Linked DNA regions of Homo sapiens: region 1 is linked to region 2. The links are chromatin contacts, found by Hi-C or POLR2A ChIA-PET in ENCODE. All regions are on one chromosome and are shown on one strand. Each heading gives the region's core, a stretch centred on a gene start or an enhancer-like site at or near the end of the contact. The rest is flanking DNA. Distances are from core to core; before and after follow the strand shown. Region 1 overlaps RANBP10 (RAN binding protein 10). Region 2 has its middle 15 kb from the start of RIPOR1.

Region 1 (4,419 bases), core at 1,357-3,856, 270 kb after region 2:
TCCAGCCTGAGTGACAGAGAGAGAGACTCCGTCTCAAAAAAAAAAAAAAAAAAAAGACATCAAAGGAAAAGAAAGTTATAGAGCAATATAGATGAATATAGATGCAAAAATCCTTAATAGAATAGTAGCAGACCAAATCCAACAGTGTATTAAAAGGATTATATACCACAACCTAATGGGATTTATCCCAGAAAGGCAAGGATGGTTCAACATAAGAAAATCAGGTGGAGGCCGGGAGAGGTGGCTCACGCTTGTTAATTCCAGTATTTTGGGAGCCCAAGGCGGGTGGATCATTTGAGGTCAGGAGTTTGAAACCAGCCTGACCAACATGGTGAAACCCTATCTCTACTAAAAATACAAAATTAGGCCAGGCCTGGTGGCTCACGCCTGTAATCCCAGCACTTTGGGAGGCCAAGGCGGGAGGATCACCTGAGGTTGGGAGTTTGAGACCAGCCTGACCAACATGGAGAAACCCCGTCTCTACTAAAAATACAAAATTAGCCGGGCGTGGTGGCCCATGCCTCTAATCCCAGCTACTCTGGAGGCTGAGGCAGGAGAATCATTTGGACCTGGGAGGTGAAGGTTGCGGTGAGCCAAGATCGAGTCATTGCGCTCCAGCCTGGGCCACAAGAGTGAAACTCCATCCCAAAAAAAAAAAAATTAACCTAGCTTGGTGGTGTATGCCTGTAATCCCGGCTACTCGGGAGGCTGAGGCAGGAAAATCGCTTGAACCCGGGAGGCGGAGGTTGCAGTAAGCCGAGATTGAGCCATTGCACTCCAGCCTGGGTGACAAGAGCGAAACTCCATCTAAAAAAAAAAAAGAAAAAGAAAAGAAAAGAAAATGATCTAAATATAAGAGGTAAGGCCCTGGGCCAAAAATCTGGCACTGGCCCAGTAGCACTTAAAAAAAAAAAAATAGGCTGGGTGCGGTGGCTCACGCCTGTAATCCCAGCACTTTGGGAGGCCGAGGCGGGCAGATCACCTGAGGTCAGAAGTTTGAGACCAACCTGGCCAACATGGTGAAACCCCATCTCTACTAAAAATACAAAAAAAGTAGCCAGGCGTGGTGGCAGGTGCCTATAATCCTAGCTACTCGGGAGGCTGAGGCAGGAGAATCACTGGAACCCTGGAAGAGGAGGTTGCAGTGAGCCGAGATCGTGCCACTGCATTCCATCCTGGGTGACAGATCGAGAGTCGGTCTCAAAAATAAATAAATAAATAAAAAAGAAAGAAAGAAAGAAGGGAGGGAGGGAAGGAAGGGAAAAACTAAAATAAAAAGGAAAGAGCCAAAACCATAAAATTCTTAGAAGAAAGCGTAAGGGTAAATCTTCATGACCTTTGATTTCACAATGGATTTAGAGATGATACAAAAAGGATGAACAAAAAGAAAAATACATGAATTGGACTTAATTAATATTAAAACTTCTGTGCATCAAAAGACATCATCGGGGCTCATGCCTATAATCCCAGCACTTTGAGAGGCTGAGGCAGGCGGACCACTTGAGGTCAGGTGTTCGAGACCAGCCTGGTCGACATGGCAAAACCCCGTCTCCACTAAAAATACAAAAATTAGCCAGGTATGGTGGTCCATGCCTGTAATTCCAGCTACTCAGGAGGCTGAGGCAGGAGAATCACTTGAACCCGGGAGGCAAAGGTTGCAGTGAGCTGAGATCACACCACTGCACTCCTGCCTAGGAAACAGAGTGAGTGAGACTCCATCTCAAAAAAAAAAAAAAAGCCAGGCACAGTGGCTCACGCCTATAATCCCAACACTTTGGGAAGCCAAGGTGGTGGATCACAAGGTCAGGAGATCGAGACCATCCTGGCTAAAACGGTGAAACCCCGTCTCTACTAAAAATACAAAAAATTAGCCGAGCATGGTGGCAGGCGCCTGTAGTCCCAGCTACTCGGGAGGCTGAGGCAGGAGAATGGCGTTAACTTGGGAGGCGGAGCTTGCAGTGAGCGGAGATCAGAGCGAGACTCCATCTCAAAAAAAATAATAATAATTAAAAAAAAAAAAAGACATCATCAAGAGGCCAGGCATGGTAGCTCACATCTGTAATACCAGTGCTTTGGGAGGCTGTGGAGGCAGGAGGACTGCTTGAGCCCAGGAGTTCAAGACCAGCCTAGGCAACATGGCAAGACCCCATCTCTACAAAAAATTTAAAATTTAGCCAGTCATGGTGGCATGCACCTGTAGTCCCAGCTACTTGGGATGCTGAGGTGGAAGGATCACTTGAGCCCAGGAGGTTAAGTCTGCAGTGAGCCAAGATTGCACCACTGCACTCCAGCCTGTGCGACAGAGCAAAAATCCATCTGAAAAAAATAAAAATAAAAATAAAAAATAAGAGAGTGAAAAGACAATCAATGGAATAGGAAAAAGTATTTGCAAATCATAGATCTGATAAGGGTTTAATATCAAAAATAAAGAATTCCTATAACTCAACAACAGAAAGACAAACAACCCAAACAGGCAAAGGACTTGAACAGACATTTCTCCAAAGAATCTATACAGATAGCCACATACAATAAGCACATAACAAGATCCTCAACATCACTAGTCATTAGGAAATGCAAATCAAAACCACAATGAGTTACCACTTCATACCTAGAATAGCTATAATTTAAAAGTTCCAGGTCAAGTGCAGTGGCTCACGCCTGAAATTTCAGCACTTTGGGAGGCCGAGGCGGGCAGATCAGTTAAGGTCAGGAGTTCGAGGACAGCCTGGCCAACTTGGTGAAACCTGTCTCTACTAAAAATACAAAAATCAGCCAGGCGTAGTGGTACACACCTGTTATTCCAGCTACTCAGGAGGCTGAGACATGAGAATCACTTGAACCAGGGAGGTGGTGGTTGAAGTGAGCCCAGATCAAGCCATTGCACTCCAGCCTGGGGGATAGAGCTAGACTCCATCTCAAAAACAACAACGAAAAAATAGAATAAATAGGCCAGGCATGGTGGCTCACACCTGTAATTCCAGCACTTTGGGAGGCCAAGGCAGGCAGATTACTTGAGGTCAGGAGTTTGAGACCAACCTGGCCAACATGGTGAAACCCTGTCTCTACTAAAAATACAAAAATTAGCCAGGCGTGGTGGCACATGCCTGTGATCTCAGCTACTCAGGAGGCTGAGGTGGGAGAATCACTTGAACCCGGGAGGCAAAAGTTCCAATGAGCTGAGATAGCGCCAGTGCACTCTAGCCTGGGTGACAGAGTGAGACTCTATCTCAATCAATCAATCAATCAATCAATCAAAGTTCCAGCTACTTGAGAGGCTGAAGCAAGAGGATTGCTTGAGCTCAGGAGTTCAAGACCAGACTAGGCAAGACAGCAAGGCTTTAAAAAATAAAAAAATGAAGAAAGAAATAAAATAAATGTTGGCAAGGATGTAAAGAAATTGGAGCCTTCACACACTGCTGGTGGGGATGTAAAATGGTGCAGCCACTATGGAAAAGTTCGGTAGTTACCCAAAAAAGTTAAATAAAAATTATCATATGACCCAGCAATACCATTCTTAGGTGAACACCCAAAAGAACTGAAAATAGGAACTCAAACACTATGTACACCAATGTTTGCTGCAGCATTATTCACAATAACCAAAAGGTGAAAGCAACCTAAGCGTCCATCAACAGAAGAATGGATAAACAAAATGTGATGTATATATAAGTACAACAGAATATTATTCAGCCATAAAAAGGAATGAAGTTCTAGGCTGGGTATGGTGGCACATGCCTGTAATCCCAGCACGTTGGGAGGCTGAGGCAAGAGGATCACTTGAGGCCCGGTGTCAAGACCAGCCTGGGTAACATAGCGAGATTCTGTCTCTAGAAAAAAAAAAATTTTTTTTTGAGATGGAGTCTCGCCTGTTGCCCAGGTTGGAGTGCAGTGGTGCGATCTTGGCTCACTGCAACCTCCACCTCCTGGGCTCAAGTGATTCTCCAGCTTCAGCCTCCCGAGTAGCTGTGACTACAGGCACATGCCAACACACTCAGCTAATTTTTTTATTTTTAGTAGAGACTGGGTTTCACCATGTTGTCCAGGATGGTCTTGATCTCTTGACCTCATGATCCACCCGCCTCAGCCTCCCAAAGTGCTGGGATTACAGGCGTGAGCCTGTAGTCCTGAGCTCAAGCAATCCTCTTGCTTCAGCCTCTCAAGTAGCTGGAACTTTGATTGACTGACTGATTGATTGATTGAGATAGAGTCTCACTCTGTCAGCCTGTAGAGCCACGCCTGGCCTCTACAAATTTTTTTTTCTTTTGAGACAGAGTCTTGCTCTGTCGCCCAGGCTGGAGTGCAGTGGTGCGATCTCGGCTCAATGCAAGCTCCGCCTCCCAGGTTCACACCATTCTCCTGCCTCAGCCTCTCGAGTAGCTGGGACTATAGGCGCCCGCCACCATGCCCGGCTAATTTTTTGTT
Region 2 (4,697 bases), core at 1,391-3,890:
CACCACGCCAGGCCGTGATTTTTGTATTTTTAGCAGAGACAGGTTTTTGCCATGTTGGCCAGGCTGGTCTTGAACTCCTGGCCTCCAGCGATCCACCTGCCTTGGCCTCCCAAAGTGCTGGGACTACAGGCATGAGTAACTGTGCCTGGTCCTGGGGCAAAAATTTATACCCACATTGCAAGGTTTTTTTTTAAAAAACAATTGTAGTTATGCAGACTTTCTGAACTAATCTGGAGGGGGTCCACCTGCCCAGAGCTCTCCATCTCACTCTCAGGCGATGGGGGAGGCAAAGTTAGAACCCTGCTGTGAGGGCGACGGTGTACGCAGCCCTGGGGTAGTAAGCTCTCTGGTGAAGCCTCAGTGATGGGATAGGAAGGTGGCTTTTGTGAATGTATCTTTGAAGTCATTCTGTCATCATTTTGACAAGTAAAAAGAGGCAAGATGTTTTGCCAGAGGTGCAGGAACCTGAAGCTGGCCTGCTGTTGAACCTCTGTGCAGGAGGGAGTCAGGCAGATGACAGGAATGACAGGACAGGCTGGTGGCCAGCCGTGAACCCCAGGGAGGAGAAGGAAGGGAGATCAGGTGAGGCTGAGGCTCTCTATGTTGCCCAGGCTAGTCTCGAACTCCGGGGCTCAAGCAATCCTTCCACCTCAGCATCCCTAAATGCTGGGATTACAGGCATGAGTCCCCACACCCGGCCTATCACCTTTAAAATTATTTTATGTTATGTTATTATGTTGTTATGTTGCCCAGCCTGGGAAACATAGGAAGATCCCATCTCTACAGAATATTTAAAAATTAACCAGGAGTGGGCCAGGCGCGGTGGCTCACGCCTGTAATCCCAGCACTTTAGGAGGCTGAGGCGGGCGGATCACAAGGTCAGGAGATCGAGACCATCCTGGCTAACACGATGAAACCCCGTCTCTACTAAAAATACAAAAAATTAGCCGGGCGTGGTGGCGGGCGCCTGTAGTCCCAGCTACTTGGGAGGCTGAGGCAGGAGAATGGCGTGAACCCGGGAGGCAGAGCTTGCAGTGAGCCAAGATCACGCCACTGCACTCCAGCCTGGGCGATAGAGTGAAACTCCGTCTCAAAAAAAAAAAAAAAAAAAAAAATTAACCAGGAGTGGTGACATGCACCTGTTGGCCCAGCTACTCGGGAGGCTGAGGTGGGAGGATCCCTTGAGCCCAGGAGTTCAAGGCTGCAAGGAGCTATGGTCATGCCACTGCACTTCAGCCTGGGCAACAGAGTGAGATGCTGTCTCAAAAAAACAAACAAAAAAAGAAGTTTAAAAATAATTTAAAAAGAAAAGACTCGGCCAGGCGTGGTGGCTCACGCCTGTAATCCCAGCACTTTGGGAGGCCCAGGTGGGCGGATCACGAGGTCAAGCGATTGAGACCATCCTGGCCAACATGGTGAAACCCCATCTCTACTAAAAATACAAAAATTATCCGGGTGTGTTGGAGCACGCCTTTAGTCCCAGCTACTTGGGAGGCTGAGACGGGAGAATCACCTGAACCCAGGAGGTGGAGGTTGCAGTGAGCCAAGATCGCCCTACTGCAGTCCAGCCTGGCGACAGAGCGAGACTCCATCTCAAAAAAAAAAAAAAAAGGCTGAGTATGGTAGCGCGGTGTCTCAAGCCTGTAATCCCAGCACTTAGGTAGGCTGAGGCGGGGAGATCATGAGGTCAGGAGTTCAAGACCAGCCCGACCAACATGGTGAAATACTGTCTCTACTAAAAATACAAAAATTAGCTGGGTATTGTGGCACACGCTTGTAATCTCAGCTACTCAGGAGGAGTAGCCTCATTTGAACCCAAGAGGCGGAGCTTGCAGTGAGCCGAGATTGTGCCACTGCACTCCAGCCTGGGTGACAGAGCAAGACTCCGGCTCAAAAAAAAAAAAAAGAGAGTGAAAAGACAAGACAATCCACAGGATGGGAAAAAATATTTGCAAATCAAACAACTCAGTGCAAAAGTGGGTAAAGAGCCAAGTGTGGTAGTACACACCTGTAGTCCTAGCTACTTGGGAGGCTGAGGTGGGAGGATTGCTTGAGCCCAGGAGTTTGAGACCAGCCTGGGCAATATAGCAAGACCCCATTTCTACAAAAAAAAACTGTGTAAAATAAATATTTATCCAAATAATATACTCAAATGGGCTGGGCACTGTGGCTCACACCTGTAATCCCAGCACTTTGCAGGGGCTGAAGCAGGTGGAGCTCTTGAGCCTCAGAATGGGAGATGAGCCTAGGCAACATAGCGAGACCATGTCTTACAAAAAAATACAAAAATTAGCCAGGTGTGGTGGTACATGCCTGTGATCCCAGCTACTTTGGAGGCTAAGATGGGAGGATTGCTTGAGTCCAAGAGGTTGAGGCTGCAGTGAGCCATGATCATGTCACTGCACTGCAGCCTGAGTGACAGAGCAAGACCCTGTCTCAAAAAAAAAAATCATTAAAATTAAAAAATAAAATTAGCCAGGTATGGTGGCACGAGCCTGTGGTCCTAGCTACTTGGAAGGCTGAGGCGGGAGGATCGCTTGAGCTCAGGAGTTGGAGGTTACAGTGAACTGTGATTGCACCATTGCACACCAGACCAAGACGCTGACTCAAAAAAAAAATTGTTTTTAATTGAAAGACAGTAAATGCACGCCCCCTTGTGGGTGCATGTTTACGCTTGCTCTCCTTTTGGGACTTCCTGGGAACTTCTCACTTGGTCTTCTCAGTTCACGGGGGTTATAGCCCTACAGCTCTGTTCTTGCTCCGATCTATTGATTAGTTCCTTTCTCAGGAAACCAACCATCAGGCCTCCCAGGTAGTATCAAGGAACTGAAACTTTACAGATCACTGCATCTGGACAATATGTTACCAGACCCCATACCCATCATAACTGCCTAATCATGCTGGGTGCAGTGGCTCACACCTGTAATCCTAGCACTTTGGGAGACTGAGGCAGGCGGATCACCTGAGGTCAGGAGTTTGAGACCAGCCTGGCCAACATGGCAAAACCCCATCTCTCCTAAAAGTACAAAAATTAGCCAGGCATGGTGGCATGCCTGTAATCCCAGCTACTTGAGAGGCTGAGGCACAAGAATCACTTGAACCCAGGAGGCAGAGGTTTCAGTGAGCCAAGATCGCGCCACTGCACTGCAGCCTGGGTGACAGAGTAAGAATGTGTCTCTAAATAAATAAATAAATAACTGCCTAACCAGCCACCTGCTTCCTATTGACCAACTCCTCTTCCTTGCCCTTCCCTAATTCCTGTTTTCCCATACAAGATCACATTTCTAGCCTGCTATATAAACCCTTAAAATCTTTTTTTTTTTTTTGAGACAGAGTTTCGCTCTTGTTGCCCAGGCTACAGTGCAGTGGCATGATCTTGGCTCACTGCAACCTCTGCTTCCCAGGTTCAGGCAATTCTCCCACCTCAGCCTCCTGAGTAGCTGGGATTACAGGCACCTGCCACCATGTCTGGCTAATTTTTTGTATTTTTAGTAGAGATGGGGTTTCATCATGCTGGCCAGGCTGGTCTCGAACCCCTGACCTCAGGGGATCTGCCCACCTCGGCCTCCCAAAGTGCTGGGATTACAGGCGTGAGCCACTGCGCCCGGCCTTTTTTTTTTTTTTTTTTTTTTTTTTTTTTTTTGATACAAAGTCTGGCTCTGTCACTGAGGCTGGAGTGCAGTGGCACGATCTTGGCTCACTGCAACCTCTGCCTCCTGGGTTCAGTGATTCTCCTGCATCAGCCTCCTGAGTAGCTGGGATTATCAGCACACACCATCACGCCTGGTTGATTTTTGTATTTTTAGTACAGACGGGGTTTTGCCATGTTGGCCAGGCTGGTCTCAAACTCCTGAGCTCGTGATCTGCCCCCCCTCCGCCTCCCAAAGTGCTGGGATTACAGGCATGAGCCACCACACCTGGCCTAAACCCCTAATTTCGTTCAGTCAAAGAGACGGATTTGAGACTGATCTCTCATCTCAGCTGCAATACATGAATAAAGCCTTCTTTCCTGGCAATACTCGTTTCAGTGATTGGCTTTCTGTGTGGCGAGCAGCAGGACCTAGACCAAACCCCTAGGTCATTTCAGTCACAGCATAAACACTGACTATGTTCAGGCTATGGACTCTATAATTTTCATTTGAGCTTTTAGATTATTACAAATTAGGAATTGTACTTGTGTGTATGTGTGATTTCTGGGTAGCTAGAAAGGGTGAGAAGGGTTGGCATTTTGAAAGTACATTAGAAATAAACCTATGGCTTTCTAGATTTCCAGTGAGAGCCAGTTGTTGTCATTATGTGGAAACTTAGCAAGGAAACACAGGTGATTTTGTAAGGTTTGGAGGTTGGGGGCCTTGGAAGCTCTACAAAGGCCCTGGGGTGAGCCCCTAGGAGTACAGGGCCGTGGTGTAATGAGGGCTACCTAAATTAAAGGAAAAACTAACAACTCCATTGCCTCTTACAATTCAACAAATCTGGAGTTTTAGATAAGTAAATTCAGAGACAAGAGGGGGCAGGCGGAGTGAAAAATGATGTCACCTGCCACTCTCAGATTTCCTGCAAGAAATTCCAGTGGAGAAGTGAATCCTGGATCAGTAAATGAGTCACTGGCTTTCTAAGCCAAGAAAGATGAAAAGCAGATTCCAGGAACTAAGGAAGGATGAATCTTGGGGAAAGTGTTTAGTTTTAGTGTGAAACTG

Evidence for each region. A loop is a pair of places that touch in the nucleus more often than their neighbours do. ChIA-PET counts read pairs that join two places held with the same protein, here RNA polymerase II (POLR2A). Pooled maps may share reads with other maps.
Region 1: a loop to region 2 is called in a pooled map, with 2.2 times the contacts of the local background. The contact joins two enhancer-like sites. A Hi-C loop is called at or near these places in 1 of 37 single-sample maps with no recorded cell type and 2 of 50 pooled maps. POLR2A ChIA-PET finds 5 or more read pairs at or near these places in 2 of 52 experiments (HepG2 and activated CD4-positive, alpha-beta T cell).

What each region holds. Positions count from the first base shown.
Region 1 is chr16:67,784,010-67,788,428 of GRCh38, forward strand. All of the region lies in intron 2 of RANBP10 (RAN binding protein 10), which reads right to left. Among named protein-coding and RNA genes, the nearest start is that of RANBP10, 20 kb to the right of the region's middle. Within about 2 kb of position 2,607, at least 2 of the 41 ENCODE cell types and tissues checked have a DNase peak (open chromatin) inside an H3K27ac peak, as active enhancers do.
Region 2 is chr16:67,511,896-67,516,592 of GRCh38, forward strand. No RefSeq gene overlaps it. Among named protein-coding and RNA genes, the nearest start is that of RIPOR1, 15 kb to the right of the region's middle. RefSeq lists silencers at 2,437-2,624, 2,757-2,926. Within about 2 kb of position 2,641, at least 4 of the 41 ENCODE cell types and tissues checked have a DNase peak (open chromatin) inside an H3K27ac peak, as active enhancers do.